2 separate regions of the Homo sapiens genome follow, and region 1 is linked to region 2. A link is a contact called in ENCODE Hi-C or POLR2A ChIA-PET data. All regions are on one chromosome and are shown on one strand. Each heading gives the region's core, a stretch centred on a gene start or an enhancer-like site at or near the end of the contact. The rest is flanking DNA. Distances are from core to core; before and after follow the strand shown. Region 1 overlaps TRIM25 (tripartite motif containing 25). Region 2 overlaps SCPEP1 (serine carboxypeptidase 1).

What was found. Hi-C counts contacts between places; a loop is a spot of excess contacts on that map. ChIA-PET counts read pairs that join two places held with the same protein, here RNA polymerase II (POLR2A). Pooled maps may share reads with other maps.
Region 1: a loop to region 2 is called in a pooled map, with 2.9 times the contacts of the local background. The contact joins two enhancer-like sites. A Hi-C loop is called at or near these places in 3 of 37 single-sample maps with no recorded cell type and 4 of 50 pooled maps. POLR2A ChIA-PET finds 5 or more read pairs at or near these places in 1 of 52 experiments (H1).

The regions. Positions count from the first base shown.
Region 1 is chr17:56,895,823-56,900,080 of GRCh38, reverse strand. TRIM25 (tripartite motif containing 25) reads left to right here. Exons shown (of 9, transcript NM_005082.5): 5 at 901-966; 6 at 4,129-4,155. Among named protein-coding and RNA genes, the nearest start is that of MIR3614, 6.6 kb to the right of the region's middle. Within about 2 kb of position 2,305, at least 3 of the 41 ENCODE cell types and tissues checked have a DNase peak (open chromatin) inside an H3K27ac peak, as active enhancers do.
Region 2 is chr17:57,001,424-57,005,796 of GRCh38, reverse strand. It overlaps SCPEP1 (serine carboxypeptidase 1), which reads right to left. Exons shown (of 13, transcript NM_021626.3): 12 at 3,616-3,779. Among named protein-coding and RNA genes, the nearest start is that of SCPEP1, 25 kb to the right of the region's middle. Within about 2 kb of position 1,570, at least 3 of the 41 ENCODE cell types and tissues checked have a DNase peak (open chromatin) inside an H3K27ac peak, as active enhancers do.

The sequences.
Region 1 (4,258 bases), core at 1,056-3,555, 110 kb after region 2:
CACCACACCTGGCTAATTTTTGTATTTTTAATAGAGACATGGTTTCACTACTTTGGTCAGGCTAGTCTTGAACTCTCGACCTCAAGTAATCTGCCTGCCTCAGCCTCCCAAAATGCTGGGATTACAGGCGTGAGCCACCGGGCCCAGCCTAAAAAATTTTTTTTGTAGAGCCAGGGTCTCGCTAAGTTGTCCAGACTGATCTTGAGCTCCTGGCTTCAAGTGATGCTCCTGCCTTGGCCTCCCAAATCATTGGGATTACAGGCTTGAGCCACTGTGCCTGGCCTGTCTGATTTTTCTTCAACGCTATTTCCCTAGTGCCTAGCACAGAGCCTGGCCCATAGTAAATCTCTGTTGTGTAGTCCAAGATTGGGCTTGAATCTCAGCTTGGCCTGCCGAGTGTCCTTGCAGAAGGGCTTCTGAAATCGGTGGCGGTGCAGCCCCATTGTGGAAGTGCTGCGTGGGGGCAAAGCTATAGGTGGCTGGTATGTGGGAGGAGGGGAGAGAAAGAATAGTGGGAAAGGAACAAGTGTTGACCCAGCCTCCGCTACATGACCTTGATCTCATTCAGGAGTCACATCAACCATGAGCAAGGTGAAGTCATCCCCATTGTGTGCTCGAAGAAACCAAAGCTCAGAGAAGTCTCAGAGGCCACAGAGCTGGGTGCTGGTGGAAAAAAGACTTGGCCCTTGCTACATTTTAAAAAGTCAGAGAAAAAAGGGAATACACCAAACTGGTTCTTAGATCACCTTGTTTGTAGCTCTTGTAAGCGATGGGATGGGGAAGGTCGGAGGAAATGGCTGTCTGTGTAAACCCTCTGCCTGCCCACCGACCCATGGCAAAGCTGGCTGCTAGGGTCAGTGAGAGGAGCCGCACACACTGAGCCCTTCTTCTCTGACACAGGTGACCCTGGAGAGCATGACCCAGCGTCCACACACAAATCCACACGCCCTGTGAAGAAGGTCTCCAGTAAGTAGCCCCACCCCTGTCTCCATGGCAACAGCATGGCTGTGGCCTCCCCAGGCTCTGGCCAAGTCACTTCCGGCCCATCCCGAGTCACTGTGGGGCCTGGACCTCAGTGGGAAAGAAGTTGGTGGCAGTCCCCACTGCGGGGGGCTGTAGGGCTGTGGCAGAAGCTCCGCTGTCCATCAGCATTGCACGTTTGGGCTGCCTGGAACAGCAAGATGCCTGAGGCTGGCTTGTTTTGAGAAATATTTACTATACCCAAGTCCTTGGGCAGAGCCTTGGGCAAGGAGACTGATGGCGGTCCAGGAAGGGTGGAGGCTAAACCTCCTTGGCATCTCAGCAGTGTTAAGTCTCTGGGTTGTAATGGGCTTCTGCTATTACCATGTTTCTCAACTGTTTTTTTTTTTTTGGTTTCTCACTGTTACCCTCCTCCTGCTCATCCCCAGAACCATTTGAGAAAATTTTTTTCCTAATTACAACCCATGAAATTTTAATACCACCCATCTACTGCATAACTGTTTATGTTTGTGCTTTTACACATAAAAAGAGTAATCTTTTTTACTCCCCCTCCCCCAAGGATCCATTTTTGCCCTCCTAGGGGTACTATCCCCCTCATTGGGCAGGCACCTGCCATTGACATGGGGGTTGAGGAGAAGAGTGGTCCTGTTCTGCAAATGTGGACAATAGTGATATCGAGGCCACAGGATGATTCTGAGTGATGAGGGGACACTGATTGTGAGAGCTCTTTATGAGCCATATACCACTGAGATGTCCATATACCACTGAGATGTCCATATACCACTGAGATGTCCATATACCGCTGACATGTCCATATACCGCTGAGATGTTCATATACTGCTGACATGTCCATATACCGCTGAGATGTCCATATACTGCTGACATGTCCATATACCGCTGACATGTTCATATATCGCTGAGATGTCCATATACCGCTGACATGCCCATATACCGCTGACATGTTCATATACCACTGACATGTCCATATACCACTGAAATGTTAGCTGTCATTGCTTCCCTGAAAAGTTGGTGTGAACCCAGGAGGGCTGGCTGCACACTGCTGGTGTTGGGGGGATGAGAGAGCCAGGGCTTGCTCTTTGTTGTTGTTGCTTGTGCTTAGTGTTCAGGTCACCTGTAGCAGGCAGAGTGTGGTATCGGTCCCCGAATGGAACAGAGTCAGGGCTGGGATGCCTGGTGCAGATGGAGGAGGGAGCCCTTAGCTGGGCCGGAAAACCTCGAAGGGTACTTTGTGTGAAAAGAGGAGTGAAAGAGGAAGTGGAAAGGTACTGTTGACCTGTGTCCTTCCCCAGTCACCTTCCTCTGAAAGCTCCTCCCTTAGTATGAATGAGGTAGGGATGCCGGCCAGCAGGCAGGTGTGTTCCCCAGTGAGGTGAGGTCCTCATGTCACAGCAGAATGACACCCTGGAGAATAAAGTTCGGGAATGAATCAAGGCTCCTCTAGGCTGAAATGGGGAAATAGGGGAGGGGGTATGGAGTAGTCCCAGTGCAGAGAGATGTCTAAGGGTAGGTGATGAGGGAGGTGCCTGTGCCCTAGATTGATGTCACAGCCTGGGCCTCCCAAGATGCTGGTCCACAGGGAGTGGGTGGGAAAGTGGCAGAAGGGGAGGAAATGGGAGAGTGAGCGACTGTGAGTGATGTGACTTCGAAGTAGGAGAAGCGGTAGCAAGGGGGCTTTGTGGTGTGATGGGGGTCTGGGGGAGGGAGAGGGTAATAGGAGAGAGCAGGGCTTATCTGTAATGTCAGGTGTCCTGCAGGTGGGCAGGGATATGATTTCAAAAACGCCCCTTTTTGTTCCAGTGTTGTGGAAGGTGGCAAAGAAGGAAGCTGGGATCTTCTAGCCCACTTGAGTGGACTTTGGACTCACCTGGAGGGCTTGTACATCACAGATTGCTGGGTCTCACCCCCAGCCTTTATGATTCAGTGGCTCTGGCTTGGGGCCCAAGAATTTGCATTTACTATTTTTTAAGAGACAGAGTCTCGCTCTTTTGCCTAGGCTGGAGTGCAGTGGTGCGAACAGAACTCATTGCAGCCTCGAACTCCTGGGCTCAAGTGATCCTCCTACCTTAGCCTCTTGAGGAGTTAGGACTGTAGGCATGTGCCACTAAGCCAGGCTAATTAAAACAATTTTTTTTTTTTTGTAGAGACAGGATATTGATATGTTGTCCAGGCTGATCTTGAACTCCTGGCCTCAAGCAATCCTCCTACCTCAGCCTCCCAAATTGCTGGGATTACAGGAGTAAGCTACAGTGCCTGACCAATAATTTGCATTTCTTAGGGGTTCTCTGGTGATGTCACTGCAGCTGGCTTGGGCACCAGACTTTGAGAACGACTATTTTAGCCAAACTCAGTTCCTGTAGGTAGACACTCCAGATATTTTTAAAAGACTTGGCAAGCATTTTTTTTTTTTTTTGAGACAGGGTCTCATTTTGTTGCTGAGGCTGGAGTGCAGTGGCAAGAACACAGCTCACTGCAGCCTCATCCTCCTGGGCTCAAGCAATTCTTCTGCCTCACCTCCCAAGTAGCTGGGACTACAGGTGTGTGCCACTAGGCCTGGCTAGTTTTTTCTTTTTTTTTTTTTTTGTAATTTTGTAGAGATGGGGTTTCCCCATGTTGCCCATGCTAGTTTCTAACGCTTGAGATCAAGTGGTTCCTGCACCTTGGCCTCCCAAATTGCTGGGATTCCAGGCATGAGCCACCATGCGCCCAGCCCTTGGCAAGCATTTTTTTTTTTCTGATTCCCTATTTGGTTTTTGTGTTTTTTCCTTTATGGAAATATAATTTACCTGCAGTAAATCTCTTTTTTCCCTGCAGTAAATCTTAAATGTGCAGTTAGATCTATTTTGACAAATGCATACATGTGTTACCATTGTTCAAATCAAGATAAAGAATTTCCCTTTCTCCAGAAAATTCCTTCATGCTCCTTATTAGTCAGTCCCCGCCCCCACGACCGCTCATGCTGGTTTCTATCACTATAGATTCATTTTGCCTGCTGACTCCTTCTGTTTTTCAAATTAAAACATCCTTTTATTTGTCTGGGTCAAATTCATGCACATGAATGTTATTATTTTGAAAATGTCATTGTGTTGTGCCTTAAAAGAAATTAAATCTGAAAACTTTCTTTTGCAGAAGAGGAAAAGAAATCCAAGAAACCTCGTAAGTTATGCATTTCTGCAACTGTTCGTTTCTTGAGACTGCCCGAGCACAGAACTAAATGCTGGTAGTGAGAGTCGACCTCTCTCATCAGGGTTCTGTGATG
Region 2 (4,373 bases), core at 321-2,820:
CGGATTGAGAATAGAGAAATGGCTGAGAAGGGAGCTCACAGCAGAGAGCCGCAAATAATAAAAACAAACAGGGCCCTTTGGGTGGCATCCGATTTTCGCAGTTATTCAACTTTCTTTTGTTTTCCCTCAGATTTTTAGAATAAGTCCTTTAAAATTTCCTTCCCACACAGCATCAAAAGGGGGAAGGGCAGAGGCCTCAGTTTCTCCCTACACAGAAGGGGTTGGAGTATATGGTCTCCCCGTTATGTAATTCCCTGGCTCCATGATTCTCTATGGCACACCCATCCTTGACTCTTCTGCCAAGAGTCCCCAGGAGGCACAGGCAAGGTGGGTTATCCTAAAATGTCATTTAATCAATGAAAGGGGAAGTGGTTTGGGGACGACTTAACAACAGTCTCCAAGGGCTATTTTAAGCCTGTCCCCAACTGATCTGTTGTTCTATATGTGACAAACCAACAGGAAATGGGCCTGAACTCTAGTATACAGAGCGCGTGGTTGGCTTGTTCCATGCCTTCCTACCAGCCTCGTCAGGGACTTCTCTCTAGGGCAGGCTGAGCATCCCTCATTGGAAAATCCAAAATGCTCCACAATTCCAGCCTTTTTGAGTGCCACCATGAGGCCACAAGTGGAACATTTCACACCTGCCCCATGGGCGGCTGCATTCAAAATGCAGGCGCACAACACACAGTTTATTTCTGCATCCCCAAGGGGGTTACAGTACAGTAACCTTTTAATCAAAACACAGCATTGTAGGTAGAGACCGAAAGCTGCTGTTGCTTGCTGTTGCTGTTGTCTAGCAGCTGACACAGGTATTCTGGTCATGCTACTGTGCTGCTCAGTTACTCTGAACACACAACTTTTCCACTGTATTAATGGTATGTTGTATTTCTTACTGTGAAGTACTTATGTGTGACTACATGCAAGAAAAAGATTGCTTATCGGCAGCATATAAATTTGGAGTCAGAAATGATATGATGCCTAACAACCACAGATTGGTTGAAGAGCCATGGGTGGCTGAAATAGCCACCCTTTGCTCTCTAATAACTCAGTGCACACAAACTTTGCTTCATGCACAAAATTATTTAAAATATTGTACGAAAGTACCTTCGGTCTATGTGTATAAGGTGTATATGAAACATAAATGAATTCCATTGCCTAGACTTGGGTCCCATCCCCAAGATATCTCATTATGGATATGCAAATATTCCAAAATAAAAAAAAAATTAAAAATCTGAAACATTTCTGGTTCCAAACATCTCAGATAAGGGGTACTCAACCTGTAACAGTGCTTGCTCTAAGACGTTCTAATTTTCTTTCTTTTAGTCAATATTGAAGGTACTCAGATCCTGAGAGCCATAAATAATGCCCTCTCCCTCTGTGCCCTGCTGCCTTGTTTGTTCTCCCTTTAGATTAAGTCTATTTGTTTATTTATTGATTTACTTTTTGAGACAGAGTCTCACTCTGTCACCCAAGCTTTCAGGCTCAATCAATCCTCCCACCTCACTCAGCCTCCAGAGCAGCTGAGACCACAGGCAGGCGCCACCGCGCCCAGTTGATTTTTGTTCTTTTTTGAGACAGAGTCTCACTCTGTTGCCCAGGCTGGAGTGCAGTGGCGCTATCTCGCCAGCTGGATGCAATGGCACTATCTTGGCTCACTGCAACCTCTGCCTCCCAGGTTCAAGCGATTCTCCTGCCTCAGCCTCCTGAGTAGCTGGGATTACAGGTGCCCACCATCATGCCCAGCTAATTTTTGTATTTTTAGTAAAGATAGGGTTTCTCCATGTTAGCCAAGCTGGTCTCATACTCCTGACCTCAGGTGATCCACCTGCCTTCGCCTCCCAAAATGCTGGGATTACAGGTGTCAGCCACCATACCCAGCCTAGATTAAGTGTCTTTTGAGAGTGGGCTGCTTTCTCTGGCTTCTTAAAGGAAGCTACTGTCTCTTCTCCTCACTACTCATTCATTTTCTCCAGTCTTTCCAATCTGGCTTCTGAGCTTGCCACCTCACCAAAATATCTCACCAACGCAGGTGCCAAGGACATCGGTGTAAGCACATCATCACTCACGTTTCAGCCCTTCCCCTGAGTTCTCACTTAGCACTGCGGGCCCCTCCCTGCTTTGGGGATGCCACGCATCCCTGGTCTCCCTTCTCACTTATCTGGCTGCTCCTTTCTCAGTCTCATTTGTAGGCTCTTCTTCTGCCTTCTGTTCTATAGGCAATTCAAACTCAGCTTGTGCAAATTCCCTCCATCGCAAACCACAATGCTGGAGCAGAAACCTGCAAGCCACCCTTCAGTTCTTTTCTACCCCAAATGATTACCAAGTCCTGCCAATTTTCCCTTCTTTACACTTCACCAAATCCATCTACTTTCCTCCTTTCTGGATTTACCTGACAGCCTCATTGATTGGTCTTTGGCCCCAGGCTTGCCCCATGCCCTCTACTGCTAGAATGGTATTTCTTGGACAAATCTGTTAATTTCACTCCTTTGCTTAAAACCCCTGCTTGGTGCCCTACTGTCTGAACTCCTTAGAGTGGTATGAAAATTCCCCCTCTGCAGCCACCTCCCTCCAGTGTCCATTCCAAGTCCTCGCTGTCTGAGGCTCCTGTGGACCTTGTATTCACTGCTCTCCATGCTCCCCACCTCCTCCTCTTTCCTTAAATCACTCCTACGCATCACGTGGGGCACAATCTTCCAGATCTGCATGCCTGGGCAGGGCACCCTTCCCTGGGCCAAGCCAGCTGTTGACAGTCTCCTTGCCTGTCTGTCTCTAGACCACAAGCTCCTTGAGGACAGGGACTGGGCACCACTCACCCTTGTGCTCGCAGTCTCTAGTGCTAATAGCGGAATTTTGTTAGGAAACTCAAAACACTCCCAAGCCCTAAGTATTTCTTTTTTAATTTTTCTTTTTTTTTTTTTTTTTGAGACAGGGTCTCGCTCTGTCACCCAGGCTGGAGTGCAGTGGCATGATCTTGGCTCACTATAGCTTCTAACTTTCAGGCTCAATCAATCTGCCCACCTCACTCAGCCTCCTGAGCAGCTGAGACCACAGGCATGCGCCACCGTGCCCGGTTGATTTTTGTTCTTTTTTGAGACAGAGTCTCACTCTGTTGCCCAGGCTGGAGTGCAGTGGTGCTATCTCGGCTCACTGCAGCCTCCACCTCCCGGGTTCAAGTGATTCTCGTGCTTCAGCCTCCCAAGTAGCTGGGATTACAGACATGTGCTACCACACCTGGTAAATTTTTGTAGAGACAGGGTTTCGCCACGTTGCGAAGGCTGGTCTTGAACTCTTGAGCTCAAGCGATCCACCCGTCTCAGCCTCCCAAAGTGCTGGGATTGCAGGCATGAGCCTCTGTGCCTGGCCTAATTTTCATATTTTTTGTAGAGACAAGGTTTCTCCATGTGGCCCAGGCTGGTCTCAAACTCCTGGGCTCCAGCAATCCACCTGCCTTGGTCTCCCAAAGTGCTGAGATTACAGGCATGAGCCACTGTACCTGGCCCTCGGGCCCTCGTACTTCCTACAAGACCCACCTGGGCAGTGGACAGAGGCATAATAACCGCCTGTGGCTTCCCTCTCAGGATGATTTTTAAGTCTGGAACAAAAGCTCTTTCTTACCATATGACCAGCTTTCAGAATCCAGTAGAAAGCAAGGTTCTTGTAGGACTTGACAAAAGCAGATGTTTCCAAAGATTTAGGGTCACTGTACAGGGCCTTCCACTTCAGCTGACTGAATTTAGGCAGTTCTGGCCACTTCAGTTTCCGCACCCAGGCCTCCTGACCTGGTGAGAAGGACAAAGAGAAAGGCCTGGCATTAACAGCTGGATAGAATAGGAAAAAAGTCTAGGTCCTAAAAGTTGGTGCTTCCCAAACTGCAATATGCATGAAACTCACTCAGGATCTTGTTAAAATGCAAATTCTGATTCAGAAGATCAGGGTAGGGCCTGAGCATCTGCATTTCTGACTCCCAGTGAAACCTAGGCTGCTGGGAGAAACCTAACAGCTGCAAAGCCTGACTGATTTTGCCTCTGCATCTCTCACCGCCATCTGCTCTTTAGGAAGGGAACTGGGGACCTCTGGAGGCAGACAGGCCTGTGAGGAGGACTGAGAGATGTCGTGAACGAGATAGTGATAAGGATCACCTGGGATGTTCATCGAGAAATGCAGCAGCTTTCCAAATTGTCCTTGGTGTCTCTTGTTTACCCATCACAAAAATATTCAATCCTTCTGGTTCACGAGGCGTGTCACATCCGTCAGACCTTGTGCCTCAATTACCCTGCCAGTTCAGAGAACCTGTCTCTGAGCCTCCACCAGGCCCTATTTAATTTGGAAGTGAGCAAATTAAACAGGTGGTAGGTGATAGGGCAGGAGTCAGG